Linked DNA regions of Homo sapiens: region 2 is linked to region 1. Evidence: chromatin loops called from intact Hi-C (ENCODE). Cell type or tissue: dorsolateral prefrontal cortex. All regions are shown on one strand. Each heading gives the region's core, and the rest is flanking DNA. Links, peaks and the distances in the headings are about the cores only. Region 1 has its middle 38 kb from the start of ADGRD1. Region 2 overlaps ADGRD1 (adhesion G protein-coupled receptor D1).

Region 1 (5,372 bases), core at 72-5,071:
CACAGCTTCTATCGAGACATCTAGAATATGTCTAGATGTCTAGAATATGTCTAGATGCAGAACTATCAATTCTAGAATTCCACGACGAAATCTTTCTCAAGGTTCAGACTCCGAGCCTCAGCGTTCTGCTCTGCTGCCCCCCTCGTGGAGATGGGTGTCTACTGAGCTCGCGGAGCAGGTGGGTGTCACCTGCGCTAACAGGTACTTAGTAAGGGGGTCCGTTCGTCAAATGGAAACACGCCACCCTTATCGTGAAAAGGGGAGCCGTCAGTCCCCACTTTCCCCTGATATCCACTATCTTTACCATCATCTAATGACGGAGGATGACCCGGTGTCCTAGCGGGATTACCAGGATCCCACCAACGCTAGCCTCACCTCCAGATACTCCACGCTCACCCAGCGTGTGCCCACCATGTTCCAACCACACAGACCAGCCGGGTCCTCCAAAAGCCCGCATCCCTCCTGCCTCAGAGGCTTTGCACACACGCCCCCTTTCCCTGGAATATGATCCACCCCACCCCACCTGTGGCTCTCTTGGCCAATGAACCCCGGTTCTTCCTTGAACCTCAGCACTTCCCCGACTTCTGAAGCTCACAGCCCCCGTTAGACACGTTCACAGCTGCCCGCTGCGCTTCCTCGCTGACAGCATTTAAAAGTTAGGAATTACCAGTCTCTGTGCTTGTCTCCCAAACTAAAATAATAAGCCTCAACAGGAGAGGTACCAAGCTGAGTCTGACTCACCCTTTGTCTCCAGCCGCTAGTGCAAGTCAGGCCTCCCGCACAGGGCTGCCCAATTTTCTTGAGTGAAGAGATGAGATGAATCCTGCAGGTGGTAAACAGGGTGGAGGTAGGCTACTGCCTTCTGTGGAAGTGCCTTCCTCGAGCTACGTACTGCACAGCACCCTAATACCGACGCGTGGTTCAAGAACCACTAGCCTCAGTGTCGGCCGGGAGCCGGTTAGAAAAACACAGAGTGCCAGGGCACCCCAAATTTCTCATGAAAGTTTGAGAGGTGCTGCACAGTGAAACTGAGGAAAGCATGCATGGACGAACAAAAACCTGTGGCTTTTGTCTCAGAGTCCCTTTGCTAAAATCTTGCCGATTGCCTCTTTCCAAGCATCAAGACCTGATATCCTCTGAAATCTCAGAAATCTCTAAAGCGATGATATTTGACAGACTTATGTGGCCTTACGAACCACCTGGATACCTCAAAGGACTTTTCCAGCTTAAATTGATTTATCTGATGCCCCCACAATTGACAGAGCTACTGCAGCTGGCGTCACGACGTTAAGAGCTGCCACAAAGTCTCCCTGTTTTCTTGAGTGTTTACGTTATACCTTCAATGATTGACCTTCCAGAGACACGATTTCACTGAGGCTTAGAACATTGAATTATTTCAAGACACAGCTCCACACACACGTATTAGTTCCCCTAAAAACCTGGATATTAGGTGCATCTGAACTACCCTAGGTATTCAGTGGCACAGCGTCTGCCTCGGCTTAAAATATGACTTCCCAATAACGTTGTTATTTCTACGATTCCTTTGCTGGCTGTGCATGCAGATATCTGCGGTTTCATGTGCCTCTTTGCAAAGGCAATCAGCCCAAGCAGCCGAGCGTAAACGCATTTCTAGTCGTCTGTGCTGCTCAGGGCGTCTCAGAAGACACACCAGTCTTTCCTCCCCTAAGTTGTAATGCTCTGAAGCACTTAAGGATTTCATTAGCAATGAACTAATCGCTGTTCTGCAAGACCTGAAAAGAAAATTAAAATGTGACCCAGAAAAGGACACCGTCCTTTGGTACTGCTTAGGCAGCCGAATCTCTCTTGTTCCAAACGACACCTGCTTGATGTGGCTTTTCTTCCGTAATAAGTTACAAATCCGTACTGCGATCATTAATCATGAGAGCCTCATCCACGTCCCCTTTTTGAGAAGGTGAGCTGGAGGGGTGATTACCGCGGACCATTTGAACAAAGGCGCGTAAGAGTGTGGCCACAGCGTGGAGCGTGAGCGTCCCCATGTGTCGCGAAGGGGAATTTATTCCATGAATGTCGCAATCGCCAATTGCACAGCGATTCTGAGAGGCGGCAGCCCGGCCGGGTCCTGCGTGCCGGGGATGCGGAGGTGCATTAGACAGTCAGGCGCCCTACCCCATAGCACATATTTCAGCTGGACAGCAAATATCTGTGTGCCCCACAAACAAGTCCCAGAGGACAGGGACCTCTTGCTTGGTTTACCAAGAATCACTGAGCGTCTAGAAAGGGTTTGGCACAGGTGACCAATAAATATGTATCGAATGAACAAATACAAATAAAAAGACAATTACGCATTTTGGGCAAGGCATGTTGGCTCACACCTGTAATCCCGGCGCCGTGGGAGGCCAAGGTCGTCTTGAGACCAGGAGTTTGAAACCAGCCTAGGCAACATAGTAAGACCCCATCTCTACAAAAAATTAAAAAATAAAAATTAACCAAGCATGGTGGCACGTGCCCGTAGTCCCGGTTACTCAGGAGGCTGAAGCAGGAGGATGGTTTGAGCTCAGGAGGTCGAGACTGTAGTGAGCTATGATCACACCACTGCACTCCAGCCTGGGTGACAGAGCAAGACCCCATTTCAAAAATTAAAAAAGAAGGAAATTATGCATTTTAAAAATGTGGTTGCATGGGCCGGGCGCGGTGGCTCACGCCTGTAATCCCAGCACTTTGGGAGGCCGAGGCGGGCGGATCACGAGGTGAGGAAATCGTGACCATCCTGGCTAACACGGTGAAACCCCGTCTCTACTAAAAACATGCAAAAAAAGTAGCTGGGCGCGGTGGCGGCGGCCTGTAATCCCAGCTACTCGGGAGGCTGAGGCAGGAGAATGGCGTGAACCCAGGAGGCGGAGCTTGCAGTGAGCCGAGATCGAGCCTCTGCACTCCAGCCTGGGCCACTGAGGGAGACTCTGCCTCAAAAAAAAAAAAAAAAAAAAAAAAAAAAAAAAAGTGGTTGCATGTTTTTCTTCTTGAGTTTGAAGAGTTCTGGTATATTCTGGATACAAGTCCTGTATCAGATATGTGACTTTCAAGTATTTTTGCCCATTCTGGGATATACATACATTTTCATTCTCTTAGCATCATTTGAAGAGAAGAAATTCTTGATTTTGATAAAGTACAATTTATAATCTTTTTTTATTTATAGATCATACTTGTGTCATATCTAGGAATTATTTACCTCACCCAAGATAACAAAGATTTTCTCCTATGTTGTCTTCCTGAATTTTAGCAGTTTTAGGTGTTACAGCTAATTCTATTACCTTTTTTGAGTTAATTTTATAGATGATACAAAATATTAATTGAGGCTTGCTTTTTCTGCCTATGGATGTCCAATTTCTACAGCATAATTTGTTGGAAAGATTATCTTTTCTCCGTTGAATTTCTTTTGCAGCTTTGCCAAAAATCAATTAACCATATGCCTATGAGTTCATTTCTGGACTCTCTACTCTGTTCCATTGATCTTTTTGCCTGTCTTTATGCCAATACCACACTGTCTTAATTATGATAACTTTGTAGTAATTCTAAAGTCGGGTAATGTAAGTCTACCAACTGTACTGATCTTTTTCTAAGTTGTTTTGGTTCTTCTAGGTCCTTTGTACTACCATTTAAATTTTATAATCGCCATGTCAATTTCTTCAAAATCTGCTGAGATTTTTATTGGAATGGCATTGAATTGATAGATCAATTTGGGGAGAATTGACATCATAATAATACTGAAACTTTCAGACCAAGAGCACAGTCTATGGCCCATTCATTTAGACCTTCTTTCTCTTAGTAGTGGGTTGTAGTGCAGTGTCCTTTACATCTTTTGTGTCTACATCATTTTTATGCCTTTGTAAGTTATATTTCTATTTCAATTTCTGCTTGTTCATTATGATTACAGAAATTCAATACATGTTGTATATAGATTTTATATCCTTTTTTTTTTTTTTTTTTGAGACAGAGTCTTGCTCTGTCACCCAGGCTGGAATGCAGTGGTGCGATCTCAGCTCACTGCAACTTCTGCCTCCTGGGTTCCAATGATTCTCCTGCCTCAGCCTCCCCAGTATCTAGGATTACAGGTGCATGCCACCATACCCAGCTACTTTTTTGTATTTTAGCAGAGATAGGGTTTCACTGTGTTACCCAGGCTGGCCTTGAACTCCTGAGCTCAGGCAATCTGCCCACCTCGGCCTCCCAAAGTGCTGGGATTACAGGTGTGATCCACCGTGCCTGGCCCACTTTTCAATTATAGCAGCTTTTTTGTAGATCATATAGAATTTTCTACATATACAATATACCATCTGCAAATAAATAATGCCTTTACACTTTCCTTCCCAATCCAGTTCCCTTTTATTTCTTTTTCTTGCCTTATTGCAAGAGCAATTGCACATTGCACTGCACCTCCAGACAACATCGAGTAGACACAATGAGAACAGGCACTCACCCGTGCCTTGCCCTGATCATAGGAGAAAGTCTTTTTAGCTGCTTAAGTATAAATATATATTAACTGTAAATTTTCCATAGATTTCTTTCATTATGATGGGGAAGCTACCTTCTAATTATAGTTTGCAGACAGTTTTAATCAGAAATGGATGTTGAAGTCTGTCAAATGCTCACTAGGCTTCTATTGAGATGATCGTGTAATGTAGCTCCTGATATGTTTAATTATATTGATTAATTTTTAAATGTCAAGTTAATCTTACATTTCTGGGGTAATGCCTACTTGCTCATGATGTATTATCCTTTATATATATGTTAATTTGGATTTGCTAATATTTTAAGAATTTTACTCAAATATTGATGTTCAGTGCTATAACTTTCCCTCTAAGAATGTAATGCTATAAATTTCCCCCTAAAGCCACTTTAACTCATCTCATAAGTTTTGACATGCTGTGTTTTCATTCTCATTTACTTCAAAATGCTAATTTTTCTTTTGGTTCCTTTTTTGACTTATGGGTAGACATGTGTTATTGAGTTTCCAAATACTTAGAGATTTTGCTGAGTTTTTTTTATTGATTTCCAATTTTTCCAACTTTTTATTCCACATGACCAAAAAATATATTTTGTAAAAAAAAAAAAAAAAAAAAAAAAAAAAAAAAAAAAAAGGGGCCAGGTGCGGTGGCTCACAACTGTAATCCCAGCACTTTGGGAGGCCAAGGAGGGCGGATCACAAGGTCAGGAGTTTGAGACCCAGCCTGGCCGATATGGTGAAACCCTGTCTCTACTAAAAATACAAAAATTAGCCGGGCGTGGTTGCGGGCGCCTGTACTCCCAGCTACTTGGGATGCTGAGGCAAAATTGCTTGAACCCAGGAGGTGGGGGTTGCAGTGAGCCAAGAGCACACCACTGCTCTCCAGCCT
Region 2 (5,372 bases), core at 192-5,191, 220 kb before region 1:
TGGCACCTCCCCGGAGGAGGTGAGATGCGGCCATAATGAGCTTCCTTGTCAAGAGACCAAGAGCCTGGCACTGACAGCTCCGGGCAACCGGTGCCTGTAAAACCCAGAAGTGTTCCAGCACTTCAGCTCTCAGAGAAGCCGCAGCCAGCTTGTTCTCATAATGCTAATGCAATAAAAATAAAACACCTGTTTCTGGGAAACAACAATATCATGCATTATTCAGCTACAATCTTTAGGTCCCGGGAAACCGTATCTGAAAGGATCAATCACTGAGAAATAAGTACCAAAATGTGCTACTTTTAAAGTGATGGTTTGACTTTTCTTAAAATGAACAATAGAAGAAGATCTTGGGGGAAGACGCTGAGCTGAAGCTCTGCGGACTCTCAACACGGCCAGAGCTGTCAGTGTCCCTGGTCAAAAGCAGAAGAAGAGGGGTCCCTGGATCTGAAGGAGGCTCTAGGCAGGGGGTGTGCTTTCCTCTCTGATCTATGACCCCCTTCTGCTCCCCCAAGGTTGGCCCTGGCCTAGGGGGCTCAGGCCCTGAGTCTCCAGGCCCCACAGCCCACCTGCTCGTGGGTGCACTTCTGTGGGGGTCTCACCCTCACGCCCCCGCCCCCAGGGTCCCACTTGTAAAACCTGACCATTCTCTGCTTCTTTTTCAGGAGTCTGGAATCACAATCAATAAACAGAGACTTTTTTAAAAAGTGAAAGCCAGGCTTCTCCCCCTGCTCAGACCTCACTTATTCTATTCTCCACTTTTCTTGGGGTAGGGGGGTGGCAGGGAAGTGAAAGCCAACCCTGTGGAGGGCCCCTGAGGAAGAATCTTATCTTGTTATTCACTGAGTACTGGGCTGCTTGGCACTAAGAAAATCACTAGAATAAAACCAGAGGATGAAGAATAGCAAGGTGCTGGGGAAGCTTCCTCACGATGCAGTGACTGCCTCTTCCTGCCTGGCGCCTGCTCCCTGGCTGTGCTTCCTCAGCCCTGGGAGTCAAGTGTTACACAATCCACACTAAGAAGATTGTGAGGAAGCATCCCTGAGGGGCAGACCTGGCCGCCCAAAGGAGAGGAGCTGAAGGCATTGGGAAATGTGCTGGGTTGCACAATGGAGAGGGACCCAGAGCGGTCTGTCCCCAGAGATGCCTGCCTGCACCTCCCCGGAAGGGACGCATCCCTGGGCTGCCAGGTGCAGACGCAGGTGGGAAGGATGGGCAATGCCTTCAGCTGTGCCCTGCAAAGACCTGGGCATGCTCTCCCGGGGCACGCTACCTCGAGCCTTCACAAGAGCTGCAGACACAGTGCCAGCCTGTCGCTTGGAGGACATTTCCATGGAGAAGCAAAGGCAGTGGACAGAAGCTGCTTCCTGGGTGGGCACTGATGGGAGGATGGGGCGCAGTGGGGTAGAGATGGAAGGCGGTGCACAGGTGCGGGGCAGGTGCACAGGGGTGTTCTGGTGACAGTGGAAGTAGTGGCCTCATGGGGCTCAGACAGGGGATTGTGAGCTTTTGCTGGAGACAAGCTGGCAACAGACTGGCTGACCCTGAACGCTGAGGTGAGGGCCTGGGGAGCTGAGGGCTGGGGTGAGGAAGGGACAGGTCCCTCCCCAGCCAGGCCATGAGAGGTCCAGGAGACCATCCTGGTCTCAGCAATGGAAGAGGAAAGGACGTGATCTCTGACCCCACGAGCATCTCTTCTCGCACGGGGCACAACCCTTGAAGGTTTCCAGGAGCTGAACAGCCCAAGGAGGCTGCAGCCTCTTGTCAGGTTAATTTATGGTGTTTGGAATTCATTACAGACTAATTCTCTCATAGATTCGCTGCTGACATATTTGCCACTTTTGCTTTCACATCAGAACAGATACGCGGTGGCTGAAGTAACAGTACAGAATGTCAGCTGCCTGGTACCCACGCCCTGCTTTTCACAAAGCCCCTGAATTCCCTGCGAGGGACAGCCTCCCCAGCTTTCAGCCCTGTGGTTTGGGGGTGCTAACTGAACAGTCACACGGTCATATGAGTGAATCCCCCTCTACAGGGTCTGGCTCAGGGAGGGCACAGGTCCAGCCTGAGTCCCCATCGTCCTCCAGGCGCAGGCCTCCGTCTCAGCAGGTGGGACAGGGACTCCCCCGTGGGCCTGAACCCCTGCCGCAGCCATTCGGCCACCAGGGGGCAGAGTCGACCTCGGCCTGAAGCCAACACTAAGGATGCGAAGGCGAGCTGGGCCCGGTGCTGCAACTGCCAAAGAATTCCTGCAACGCCAGGGCTTCTGAGCTCCGGACTTCACAGTCAGCTGCGTCAGTGAGTCCCCCTTCTGCTTAGGCCAGTGCATGCTGGGATTTCTGTCACCTGCAATCGGCTGGGCCGTAAGAGATGCAGGTCAGGACACCCCCGATGGCAGTGAGTTGTGTGGCTGGAATCCCTCCCAGAGACCCCGCCCCTTCTCCAGGCGGGGCAGCCCAGAGCACACCAGGACACTGCTCTCCCTTGCACCTTCCCTGATGTGCCAGCTGAGGGGGAACCTGTTATCATCCCGTTCTGCACGTGAGGAAGGCGAGGTGCTGAGGGGCTAAACTCGCTGAGCCCAGCAGATGGCCAGGGCAGATGCGGGACTGGCAGGGGCTTTCTGGCTCTAGAATCTTCCCCGTTGCCGCCCCCCAGCTGCTCATCACCCTGGGGTGAAGAAATCCCTAGGAGAACTCCGTAGACTCCGTTCTTCTACACATGGGAGCTCTGGGGCTGGGTAAAGGCCCTGTCCTGGGTCACGAGAGCCAAGCGAGGGCGTGAAACCAGAGCTGCCCTGAGATGGCAGGGACACGGAGCAAGTGGAGGACTTTGGTGCCGGCCACAGGAGGCAGGAGTGGCTATCTCTCCTGTGACCTCAAAGCATCCTCTGGGGGCAGAAGGGCCGTGGCACTGCTGGCAGCCTGAGGTCAACTTACTTGAAGGCACTGGGGTCTCCATGGATCTTGTAGTTGTCGGCGCTGATCTGTGAGATGACTCTGGTCACAGCGATGAGGATGCCAATGTTGACCTGCACAAGAAACCATGGAGGAAGGTGAGGGGGGCCTGGGCTGCACCTGCAGGAGAGCTGCGTCCGCCTGGCCACTGCCCTCACCACAGGCTACCCCTGCCCAGCCAGGGCTCCTGGGACACAGGGGCATCACTGGGACAAATCTCACCCTGTTCCGTGGGCTTTTACCAACACACACAACATGCAAGCTTGCCTCTGAGAGCACCTGCACTGAGAAGACAGCAGAGACGAGTTCTAGTCCCAGGAACACATCCGGGCATGAGGGCATGAGCCTGGGCCAGACCTCATCTTAGCATTTGCTTCGTTAGTGTGACCCTGGGCAACTCACCCAGGTCCTCGGAGCCTCAGTGCCCCAGGTGATGAGAAGGATAGTGCCCACTGTGCAAACGACTGCTCAATGTGCCAGGCCCCGGCACAGGAGCTGGCTCTCATCTCCCGCCCCGGCCCAGGCCTGCGGCTGTGCGAGCCACAGAAGCTGCGGCAGAGGGGCATCATCTCCTGCCAGCACCCCTCCTTGCTGGGAAACTGCTGGAAGGCTCCTGTTGGGACCTATGGGGCTGGGCGGGGCACTGAGGGGCCCCGGCAGAGGCTTCAGCACAACCTGCCCCTCACCTGGGCAGCTCCCTCAGTAGGAGGCTGGCGAGGCAGGCACAGCATGGGGAAGAACCCCCTAGTGTCCTCTGGCTGCGGGGTTAGGGTGAGGGTTAGCCTTCTCCCTTGTGTCTGAAAAATTCTGAGGCCGTGTACAGAGTCAGCAAGGAGTCCAGTTCCAGGATAAAGTCCTCTGTGTGAACTCTCAGGCTCGAACTTTCAGGCAATGAACAGGGCTCTACCTCGCCGGCCTCACAGGGCAGCTGCTGTCCCCACGCCAGCCTGGGCGCGGCCAGAGCCTGGCAGTCTCTGAAGGGAGCTGCAGTCGGAGGGCAGCCACTGGGGCCCCGCACGGGATGGCCAGCTTCGCTCTCCCCCCGCACGGGATGGGCCGGCCTCGCTCTTCCCCCGCACGGGATGGGCCAGCATCGCTGTTCCGCACACCTGCACCCCTCGCCTAGGTGCCCGCGCCAGGCCTTTCTGAAGCAACTGCTGAGCCCGCCTCACCCTAGGGGCCTTGAAGCCACCTTCTGTGCCCAGGACTTTTCCACTGTGAGCCCTTCCCCTTCCTCCTCGCGCAGCTCCCGAGCCCATGAATCAGCAGGAGCCCTCCGCCCAGGGCTCTCTCAGCAGGAGACCGGCCCTGTCTGCACGGAGGCTTCAGACCCTCCTGGTGCTGTTCTTTGGGAGAGAGTGGTGCGTGGTGGGGCCGCCCCCTCCTGCCTAGCCCCTTAGGACACTATTGTGGCAGTGAGCACCCCAACTGTTCCCTCCTCGGCTCCTGTCTTCACTGACCACCTCAACACCTGGAAGCTCAGCTCACGCCCAGCTCAGCTGACAGTCGGATGCACCTTAGTTGCCCTTATTTTCCCATCTGTAAAGTGAGGCTAATAACAGAAGTGTCCAAAGGCCAGGGAAGGGAAAAGAAGTCAACACATTAGCCACCCAGCATGGTGTCTGCACAAAGAGCATGTCCAGAAACGCTGATGCCCCCCAGCCAACCTCACTGTGTAACGACGAGAAGAAAGCCACACTCAACTAGGAGCAGCAAGCGGGAGCAGCGTGGATGACAGGTCAGTGGTTTTCAAATGCAGTGATGATTCAACTAGGACAGTGACAAACGCGTGACTAATGTGCAGTTATTACTTCGAGTGGGGATTTCAATTGCAGATGGCTGATGGTCACTGATGTGTGAGTGCGGCCCATGCCCTCGGGGCAGGCTGGCCTTGGCCATCTGCCTGGGAAGCACTTTCGTGCCTCCAGTGGTGGCTACAGCATCACACAGAGAGGGAGGTGGAGATGGAAGGTGCCCCAAGTCAAACTGCCACAGACCCTGCCTGCTCTTACTGAGATTCAGAAGTTTTTCTTGAATAAATGCTTTTAGTGTGCATGCCTTTGTTTCTAGAATTCCGACTATTTTTTCAAAACAATTCTTCCAGTTCTTTCCTTGTTTTGGGAGTGGAGATTTCCCCAGGTCCTGACTCTGCCATTCTGCAACTCCTGCCCCTTTCCCTTGAGGGATTTCTATTCCGGGTACCTCACCCACTGACACAGGCGGGGGCCTCATCTGTAACAAGATTGGAAACAACCTGAACGTCCACACCGAGACAGCAGGGCGGGGCTGTCACTCACACCCAGACAGCAGGGCGGGGCTGTCACTCACACCCAGACAGCAGGGCGGGCCTGTCACACCCAGACAGCAGGGCGGGCCTGTCACTCACACCCAGACAGCAGGGCGGGCCTGTCACTCACA

Evidence for each region. Hi-C counts contacts between places; a loop is a spot of excess contacts. Peaks named below come from ENCODE experiments on the same cell type or tissue, not always from the same donor. Only the 100,000 strongest peaks of a DNase experiment are listed, where the experiment ranks them.
Region 2: a loop joins it to region 1, with 6 times the contacts of the local background. A loop is called at or near these places in 75 of 110 quality-filtered maps.

Annotation. Positions count from the first base shown.
Region 1 is chr12:130,913,012-130,918,383 of GRCh38, reverse strand. No RefSeq gene overlaps it. Among named protein-coding and RNA genes, the nearest start is that of ADGRD1, 38 kb to the left of the region's middle. In dorsolateral prefrontal cortex, for the core only: CTCF peaks have their summits at 1,801 and 2,004; DNase peaks (open chromatin) are centred at 1,603 and 2,013; H3K4me3 peaks cover 1,157 bases.
Region 2 is chr12:131,129,381-131,134,752 of GRCh38, reverse strand. It overlaps ADGRD1 (adhesion G protein-coupled receptor D1), which reads right to left. Exons shown (of 25, transcript NM_198827.5): 21 at 2,937-3,028. Among named protein-coding and RNA genes, the nearest start is that of LINC01257, 33 kb to the left of the region's middle. RefSeq lists an enhancer at 1,967-2,599. In dorsolateral prefrontal cortex, for the core only: CTCF peaks have their summits at 1,956 and 2,160 (motif pointing right); a DNase peak (open chromatin) is centred at 2,172; H3K4me3 peaks cover 444 bases; H3K27ac peaks cover 2,907 bases.